2 separate regions of the Homo sapiens genome follow, and region 2 is linked to region 1. Evidence: chromatin contacts called from ENCODE Hi-C or POLR2A ChIA-PET data. All regions are on one chromosome and are shown on one strand. The core of a region is the stretch at or near the end of the contact, and the rest is flanking DNA. Distances in the headings are between cores, read along the strand shown. Region 1 holds the start of CCL3L3 (C-C motif chemokine ligand 3 like 3). Region 2 holds the start of MYO19 (myosin XIX).

The links. A loop is a pair of places that touch in the nucleus more often than their neighbours do. ChIA-PET counts read pairs that join two places held with the same protein, here RNA polymerase II (POLR2A). Pooled maps may share reads with other maps.
Region 2: a loop to region 1 is called in a pooled map, with 4 times the contacts of the local background. The contact joins the promoter of MYO19 here to the promoter of CCL3L3 in region 1. A Hi-C loop is called at or near these places in 6 of 37 single-sample maps with no recorded cell type and 5 of 50 pooled maps. POLR2A ChIA-PET finds 5 or more read pairs at or near these places in 2 of 52 experiments (BJ and activated T-cell).

Annotation. Positions count from the first base shown.
Region 1 is chr17:36,193,329-36,198,008 of GRCh38, reverse strand. CCL3L3 (C-C motif chemokine ligand 3 like 3) reads left to right here and starts at 1,251. Exons shown (of 3, transcript NM_001001437.4): 1 at 1,251-1,411; 2 at 2,097-2,211; 3 at 2,633-3,140. The coding sequence starts at 1,336. The coding sequence ends at 2,723. It overlaps LOC128966706 (a long non-coding RNA gene), which reads right to left. Exons shown (of 2, transcript XR_008485584.1): 2 at 1,542-1,879.
Region 2 is chr17:36,533,020-36,537,502 of GRCh38, reverse strand. MYO19 (myosin XIX) reads left to right here and starts at 2,635. Exons shown (of 26, transcript NM_001163735.2): 1 at 2,635-2,742; 2 at 3,399-3,550. PIGW (phosphatidylinositol glycan anchor biosynthesis class W) reads right to left here and starts at 2,516. Exons shown (of 2, transcript NM_001346754.2): 1 at 1,911-2,516; 2 at 1-409. The coding sequence starts at 401. RefSeq lists an enhancer at 3,269-3,944.

The sequences.
Region 1 (4,680 bases), core at 2-2,501:
TTAATTTTTTCCATGCCTAGAGTTGGCATGGCATATATATATCTTTATACAATTCTTCAAATTTTATAGAATTTGTATAATGTTTTATCTTGCTTTTTTTTTAACCACTGATGTTATAAGCATATTTATGCCACTTCATTCACGTTAGAGACTTAATAATAAAGGATCTTGTGGATAATTTATCATTCCCTGATAGAGAAAAATTTAGCTTTGCTTATTTTAGAGTTATAAATGATGCTGGGTCAGGTATCTTTATGTTTGAAGATGGCTCCATATTTGGGTTGTTTCCACAGAACTCTTTCCCAGAAATGCTTTTTCTAGGTTAATGGCTACACATATTTCTAGGCACCTGACATACTGACACCCACCTCTAAAGTATTTTTATGATCCACAACTAGCGTTTAACACAGCGCCCCAGTCACTCCGAGACTAATAAATAGACAAATGACTGAAACGTGACCTCATGCTTTCTATTCCTCCAGCTTTCATTGAGTTCCTTTCCTCTGGGAGGACTGGGGGTTGTCTAGCCCTCCACAGCATCAGCCCATTGACCCTATCCTTGTGGTTATAGCAGCTGAGGAAGCAGAATTACAGCTCTGTGGGAAGGAATGGGGCTGGAGAGTTCATGCATAGACCAATTCTTTTTTTTTTTTTTTTTTGAGATGGAGTTTCACTTTTGTTGCCCAGGCTGGAGTGCAATGGCATGATCTCAGCTCACCACAGCCCCCACCTCCTGGGTTCAAGCGATTCTCCTGCCCTCAGCCTCCCGAGTAGCTGGGATTACAGGCATGTGCCACCACGCCTGACTACTTTTGTATTTTTAGTAGAGATGGAGTTTCTCTTTCTTGGTCAGGTTGGTCTCAAACTCCTGACCTCAGGTGATCTGCAGCCTCGGCCTCCCAAAGTGTTGGGATTACAGGTGTGAGCGACCATGCCTGGCTGCATAGACCAGTTCTTATGAGAAGGGATCAACTAAGAATAGCCTTGGGTTGACACACACCCCTCTTCACACTCACAGGAGAAACCCCATGAAGCTAGAACCAGTCATGAGTTGAGAGCTGAGAGTTAGAGAGTAGCTCAGAGATGCTATTCTTGGATATCCTGAGCCCCTGTGGTCACCAGGGACCCTGAGTTGTGCAACACTCAGCATGACAGCATCACTACACTTAAAAATTTCCCTCCTCACCCCCAGATTCCATTTCCCCATCCGCCAGGGCTGCCTATAAAGAGGAGAGATGGCTTCAGACATCAGAAGGACGCAGGCAGCAAAGAGTAGTCAGTCCCTTCTTGGCTCTGCTGACACTCGAGCCCACATTCCATCACCTGCTCCCAATCATGCAGGTCTCCACTGCTGCCCTTGCCGTCCTCCTCTGCACCATGGCTCTCTGCAACCAGGTCCTCTCTGCACCACGTGAGTCCATGTTGTTGTTGTGGGTATCACCACTCTCTGGCCATGGTTAGACCACATCAGTCTTTTTTTGTGGCCTGAGAGCCCCGAAGAGAAAAGAAGGAAGTTCTTAAAGCGCTGCCAAACACCTTGGTCTTTTTCTTCACAACTTTTATTTTTATCTCTAGAAGGGGTCTTAGCCCTCCTAGTCTCCAGGTATGAGAATCTAGGCAGGGGCAGGGGAGTTACAGTCCCTTGTACAGATAGAAAAACAGGGTTCAAAACGAATCAGTTTGCAAGAGGCAGAATCCAGGGCTGCTTACTTCCCAGTGGGGTCTGTTCTTCACTCTCCAGCTCACCCTAGGTCTCCCAGGAGCCCTGTCCCTTGGATGTCTTATGAGAGATGTCCAGGGCTTCTCTTGGGCTGGGGTATGACTTCTTGAACCGACAAAATTCCATGAAGAGAGCTAAGAGAACAGTCCATTCAGGTATCTGGATCACATAGAGAAACAGAGAACCCACTATGAAGAGTCAAGGGGAAAGAGGAATATAGACAGAAACAAAGAGACATTTCTCTGCAAAACCCCCCAAATGCCTTGCAGTCACTTGGTCTGAGCAAGCCTGCCCTCCTCAACCACTCAGGGATCAGAAGCTGCCTGGCCTTTTCTTCTGAGCTGTGACTCGGGCTTATTCTCTCCTTTCTCCGCAGTTGCTGCTGACACGCCGACCGCCTGCTGCTTCAGCTACACCTCCCGACAGATTCCACAGAATTTCATAGCTGACTACTTTGAGACGAGCAGCCAGTGCTCCAAGCCCAGTGTCATGTAAGTGCCAGTCTTCCTGCTCACCTCTAGGGAGGTAGGGAGTGTCAGGGTGGGGGCAGAAACAGGCCAGAAGGCCATCCTGGAAAGGCCCAGCCTTCAGGAGCCTATCGGGGATACAGGACGCAGGGCACTGAGGTGTGACCTGACTTGGGGCTGGAGTGAGGTGGGTGTTACAGAGTCAGGAAGGGCTGCCCCAGGCCAGAGGAAAGGGACAGGAAGAAGGAGGCAGCAGGACACTCTGAGGGCCCCCTTGCCTGGAGTCACTGAGAGAAGCTCTCTAGACGGAGATAGGCAGGGGGCCCCTGAGAGAGGAGCAGGCCTTGAGCTGCCCAGGACAGAGAGCAGGATGTCAGGGCCATGGTGGGCCCAGGATTCCCCGGCTGGATTCCCCAGTGCTTAACTCTTCCTCCCTTCTCCACAGCTTCCTAACCAAGAGAGGCCGGCAGGTCTGTGCTGACCCCAGTGAGGAGTGGGTCCAGAAATACGTCAGTGACCTGGAGCTGAGTGCCTGAGGGGTCCAGAAGCTTCGAGGCCCAGCGACCTCAGTGGGCCCAGTGGGGAGGAGCAGGAGCCTGAGCCTTGGGAACATGCGTGTGACCTCCACAGCTACCTCTTCTATGGACTGGTTATTGCCAAACAGCCACACTGTGGGACTCTTCTTAACTTAAATTTTAATTTATTTATACTATTTAGTTTTTATAATTTATTTTTGATTTCACAGTGTGTTTGTGATTGTTTGCTCTGAGAGTTCCCCCTGTCCCCTCCACCTTCCCTCACAGTGTGTCTGGTGACAACCGAGTGGCTGTCATCGGCCTGTGTAGGCAGTCATGGCACCAAAGCCACCAGACTGACAAATGTGTATCAGATGCTTTTGTTCAGGGCTGTGATCGGCCTGGGGAAATAATAAAGATGTTCTTTTAAACGGTAAACCAGTATTGAGTTTGGTTTTGTTTTTCTGGCAAATCAAAATCACTGGTTAAGAGGAATCATAGGCAAAGATTAGGAAGAGGTGAAATGGAGGGAAATTGGGAGAGATGGGGAGCGCTGCGACAGAGTTATCCACTTCACAAAATTCTGGAACATTGAAACTACGAATATGTTATAACTCAAATCGTAATATGCACGCTCTAGGAGAATTAACTACTTGAATGGCCACCATTAAGCAGAGTATTCTGTAGGGCATATTCATGATGAATCAAGCTCTTAATAGCAATTATTTACATTGTTGAGGCTTACTCCTCCTACTGAGTGCTTTTTATACATTGTTCATTTAATCTTACCAATGCAATAGTACAGCTTAGGTACTATTAATACCTCCACTTGACAGAAAAGTAACCCAGGGCTCAGAAAGGTTAGACAACTTGGCTGAGGTTACACAGCACGTAAACGGTCAATTGTGTTCCAAAACTGGACTTTTATTGAACTACAGACTATGCTGTTAACCATTGACCAAGTTATTTCCCAAAGTATGACCCGCCTATACTCAAATCTTACCCCATTCTTTAACAGATGATACTTTATCCATTGCAACCACTTCCTGTCAGGATTCTGAGTTGACATAGAGTGTTTCAGCAGTGATTATTTAAGCCAATTACATCAGGATCTTTAGGTGTAGACCTGGGAACTGATATTTTTATCAAGCTCATGAGGTGTTCCATAGCATGTTAATGACTGAGAGCCACTGTCAATAGAATTCACCACTGTTTTCTAAATGTGGTAAGTCTCTGCATATGGCAACAGGTGTATTATACATTATTTCTCTAGAATCTACACTCTACAAAATAAATAGCTAATGTTAGAGAATGAAAAGACAACCAGCTTCTGTGTGGAGCAGGATGCTGTCTATAGGTTTGAAAGGTAAGTTATTTAATAGATGGATTGCTTGCATTATATGTACAAGAAATGCATACTAAGCTAGGGTCCTTTTTGCAGAAGAAAGGGAAATTCAAAATATTTGTGTGAAAACCAAACGTGTTAATTTTTATGAGCTATGCTTATTTCATTTTGTTTAAAATAATCTAATTTCTGTGTCCAAACATGTTTAGAATTGTAGGGCTCAAACTCTTTAAAGCATAATTAAACACTACTACTTAGCAGATATTAAAATGCACATACTATGTGACCTACATCCCATTTGACCTGATCCCATTTCTAGGAATCTGCTTCATAGAAACACTGCCAAAAGATAAGAATATGTAGACATGAGGATATTCTTTCAAGTATGGTTGGTAAAGAGCAAAGAAATGCAAACAGTCATCAGTAGGGGATTAATAAGTAGAGGATTAAGATGTCCATCAATGGAATATTCTGCAGTCAGTAAACAAAAGCAGCACACATCTATAACTGTGGAAAGTGTCCTCAATATTCTAGGTAAAATGCATATCTATTTACATTCAGTATATGCATATATATTCTCTACATATGCTACAAAACTGTCTGTAAAGGATATTATTTTGTTTTTATTTTTAA
Region 2 (4,483 bases), core at 1,386-3,885, 340 kb before region 1:
ACACGGAAACAGGAGATGGCTGGATTGTATTCTGATTCTAGACTGATGTTCAAGAATTTTTCAAGGATTTTTAGGAAAGGCAGTCTGGCATAGCAGGTCCTCCTTCGGTATATTTGATACAACAGCCCTGCCCCAAAGATAATTACACCGAGAAGCTCAAGGAGGATAAATGAAGCCCAAATGGTCAAAGTGGCTACCATGGGAACTATTAGGACAACAAAGTCAGTGAGGAATCTAGTTTTCCAGGTAGGTGAAAAAGAACACAAGTACTGTGAGAAAATGATCAGGAACCCTCTGCACAGGATACAGAATGCAGGAAAGCACAATCCCTGGGTGATTTCCAGCACGGTGGTTCCATTGAGGTTACTGACAAAAGCTTCCTTCATCTGCTTTTCAGACATTTTTCTTCCTGTGAAAACAAGAGCAAAGGAATGGATTTGTGAAAAGCAGCATTCTTGTGTAATTAGCATACCTGGCTTAATTTTACTCTTATTACTAGATTTCAGAGCAGAACTTTGGGCCCTAATGAGTTCACCTAGGATTTGTGATTCCCCTTCCAAGGATTGTGGGAAGAAGCTTAACACTAATGTGTTCAGATAGAAATGTCATACTAATAATATTAAATTATTGGTTACAAAGCTTCAGCTATTCCCTGTACAAGACAGACTCACAAAGAAAGTGAATTTGGGGCCAGGCGTGGTGGCTCACACCTGTAATCCTAGCACTTCGGGAGGCCGAGGTGGGAGGATCACCTGAGGTCAGGAGTTCGAGACCAGCCTGGTCAACATGGTGAAAGCCCGTCTCTACTAAAAATACAAAAATTAGCCAGGCGTGATGGCACCCGCCTGTAATCCCAGCTACTTTAGAGGCTGAGGCAGGAGAATCGGTTGAACCGGGGAAGCAGAGGTTGGAGTGAGCCATTGCACTCCAGCCTGGGCCACAGAGTGAGACTCCATCTCAAAAAAAAAAAAAAAAAAAGGAAAAGAAAAAGCAAAGGAAAAGAGAGCGAATTTGGGATATAAACTCTGAGAATGGCATCATAGGCAGATGGGAATTTCTATTATGGAGCACAGTACGTATCATGAAGATTCTTTGATGCAAATTGAATAGGATTTACTAATGACCTTAAAGCAAATTCAAACGCTAGGGGCCAAGTACATTTTGAAGTTGGGGGCCTTGGTTCCAGTTCAGAGCCTCTCCAAACCTACTGCCTTGGTACAAAACGTGACCCCTGCAGTGATTTCTGGATCCCCAGGCTGCTCCTTTCCTCATTTACAGACAGCTATGTTTTCAGGTTAGGATGGAAGTAGGTACGGTGGGTGCATTAAGAATGGATGTATAGCACATACTAGTGTTAGTTGCTCTTTTATTAAGGGTTGTAAAACACCTCTGAATGCCACACATCATTGTCTGAAAAACGGCATACTGGAAGAACACATTTGTTGGTTAAACATGAACCTAGAGTTTCTAAATGTACCATGAGCTGAATAAGTAAGTGAATGCATGCGTGCATTATGGCCTGTCTGGAACCTGTGACAATATCTCACAGTAACCAACTCAAATCAGTTGACCATTAAAAATAAAAGTCCTAGCCGAGAGAAGTGGTTCATGCCTGCAATCCTAGCGCTTTGGGAGGAGAGAGGATCGCTTAAGGCCAGGAGTGAAAAAAAAAAAAAGAAAAATTAAAAATTAGCTGAGCGTGGTGGTGCGCGCCTGTAATGCCAGGCTGAGGCGGGAGGATCGCTTGAGCCCAGAGGTGGAAGGCAGCAGTGAGCCGAGATCGCGCCACTGCACTCCTACCTGGGCGACAGAGCGAGACTCCGTCTCTTAAAAAATAAACATAAAAATAAAAAGTCTTTTTCCTAACAGACGCCCGACCTGGCCGCGCCCTACCCGTATACCTCACGTACTCCAAATGGTGCCGGCGCCCCCAGCAGACGGTCTACGTGGGAAGGGCAGCCGGACTGCCGCTGCACCCGCCAAACCACGCGGGAACCAGCCGCTTCCGCCTCCCGCGCGGCACTTCCGGCCGACGCAGGCAGCTGGCACTTCCGGGCCGGCCGATTCCGCGCGTCTCCGCCCATCATGGCGCTCGTGCCAGTGTCCCGTGGGCTACCCACTCCTGTCATGTCCTTTGGGCTGGTGCAGGCCAGATCTTCTAGGGCCGTAGCCCTGAGAGGAGCGCCTGGAGAGGAAACGGCGCGCCATGCACCTCACACGGCCCCTCAGACCTCACGGCGAGGCCCTATCAGGGTAATGGTGTCCGCCGGCCTCGCACAACACTCCGCCGCACTCGCACAAGACTCCGCCGCGGCGACCTCTACTGAAAGACCCCCAGTCCTGGTGTCGCCCGAAGGCCCAGGAAACCGTGCTTCCGCGCTTCTCCCCCAGAACGTGGGAAGCTGCCGCTTTACCCTCATTTTACCCCAGGGTCGCAAAACATCTCACCGTAGTTGAAGCCAGCAAGCCGGACCAGGCGTCCCGGCCAAGCCACGTGCGCGCCCCGCGCCGCGAGTGCTCGCCCCGCCCCTAGGGAGGAGCCGGCCGACCCCCGGCCACTTAGCAGTGCCGCAGCCGACGGGGTGCGGTTCGGCGCTCCCAGGTTCCTTTCCTCACTGCACGCTCTTGCCCCTCCTCTTTTCTCTCCTGCCCGTGTTCTTCCCGCCGCCTGACCTGGCCCGCCCGCCTTTCCAGTCTGGCCGGGCGGGGGCCTGAAGCACGGCGGCTCGGGCCGTGGGACCGGTGAGTGTCAACCCGAACCTATATCTGAAGCCCTTCAGACGCGGAAGGGGCTTGGGAGGCCAGTTTGCCCCGCAGCGGTGAGGAAGAAGTAGGCGTCTCCACCTCCCCTTCCAAAGCGCCGTTTCCCTCCTTTTTGCCTTTTCCTTTTGACCCTCTTGTGTCTCACGAGGGGGTAGCCCAGCTCTTGGCTCTTGCTTGAAACAAGTCTTTCTTGATCACCCTCCACCTTTCCACCTGGCCGGCAGGGGGCGGCCTGGGGGGAGAGGGTCCTTGCTCCACTCTTCGCCCAGCTGAGGACCCCGGGAGGGGGCGGCTGGTCCCGGGAGGTGTCAGGGCAGCTGCGCCCTTGGCTGGGGTCACGTCCACCTTCCTGGGAAGGACATACTCTCCCCGTGCCAGGTGCTTCCGGAACGGCATCCCAGCCCTGGGTTTGCGGCACGACGCCCGGACCTTGAGTCCCCGGTTCCCGCCGGGAACCTGGGGGCGGAGCCAGCTGGACTGATGAGATCCTTACCCAGCGCTTCTCAGCGTCTGCCCTCCCACTGTCCTCCATGCCTAGAAAGAAACAGTCTGAGAAGGAGGGACTGGTGATCAGGTTGCCACTTGCCTTGATTCGGTGTTCCATTTACTCATTACCGTCTCCTTTCTGCCCACAGTGTTCACACCCTTTCCAGAAATTCTTGGCTGGTAACCGCGAAACCGACTGGAGCAGGAGCTGGGAGAACTGGAGAAAACTGCTCTAATCTCACTTGACTCCAGCTAGGAGCTGATGCTGCATCGTAATAACATTTGCAGAGCGCTTTCACAGGTATTAGCCCCTTTAACGCTTCATTTAGCCCCGTGAGATCTGGATATTATCACTCCGTTTTGTAAACGAGGAAACAGAGTGAGGCTTAGTTCTTGGGTTCTGTGCCAGGGGCCTTGGGTTTTGGATTCAAACCCCAAACCTGTTGTGCTGCCCCTCTGGACCTATTGCTTGAGATGAGTTCCCAGTTGAAAGAGCTTTGTTCTCTGGAGCCCTCTGCATGGCTGTCCCTTGGATGGGGTACAGTCAGTGTCCAGGGTCAGGATCTTTTAGGGCTGTAGCACCACACCTTAAGTGGTCCAGCACGGTCCTGATACCTGTTTCCGCCTCAATTGTCCTTTTTCCAGCTTCTATGGAAGTCCCTATCCCTGGGTTCTTTAAAGACTTGATGTATTCAGAGCCTCAAGAAAGTCTCCACCAGGGTTAATCCATTGCAGGCACGCTTCACCCTCAGCCTCATCTCTCCTTGCTAGGGGTGGTGCCAAGGCCTAGAAAATTCCAAGTCTGAGGGTCACTTAACCATTCTTCAAAGATTGGCTTAGGCCCAGCCTCACAACACCCCACCTCCCAGATGGATTCATCTCCCTGAAATCCTCACCTTCTTGAAGTTGACACTGGACCGTTCACCTGATTAGCGCTCCCAAATGGATCATCAACCCTTAGTCGTAGTGCTAACAGTGTTTATCCTCTGAGTGAATACTCAGATTCGTACTTTGTGTGGTGCTGTCAAACCATGACCTCATTGACCTTCACAACCACTCCTTATGAGGCAGATTTAACTGTCCCCATTTTCAAGGTAAGAAATTGAGGTAGGTGATGTGCCTGACCCAGGATCACACACCCAGTGAGTGATTGAACTGTGATATAAACTACCACACCACACCTTTCCTGGAGCAGCGAGAGATGACTCCAGCCTCTCCTCCTCACCAACGACTG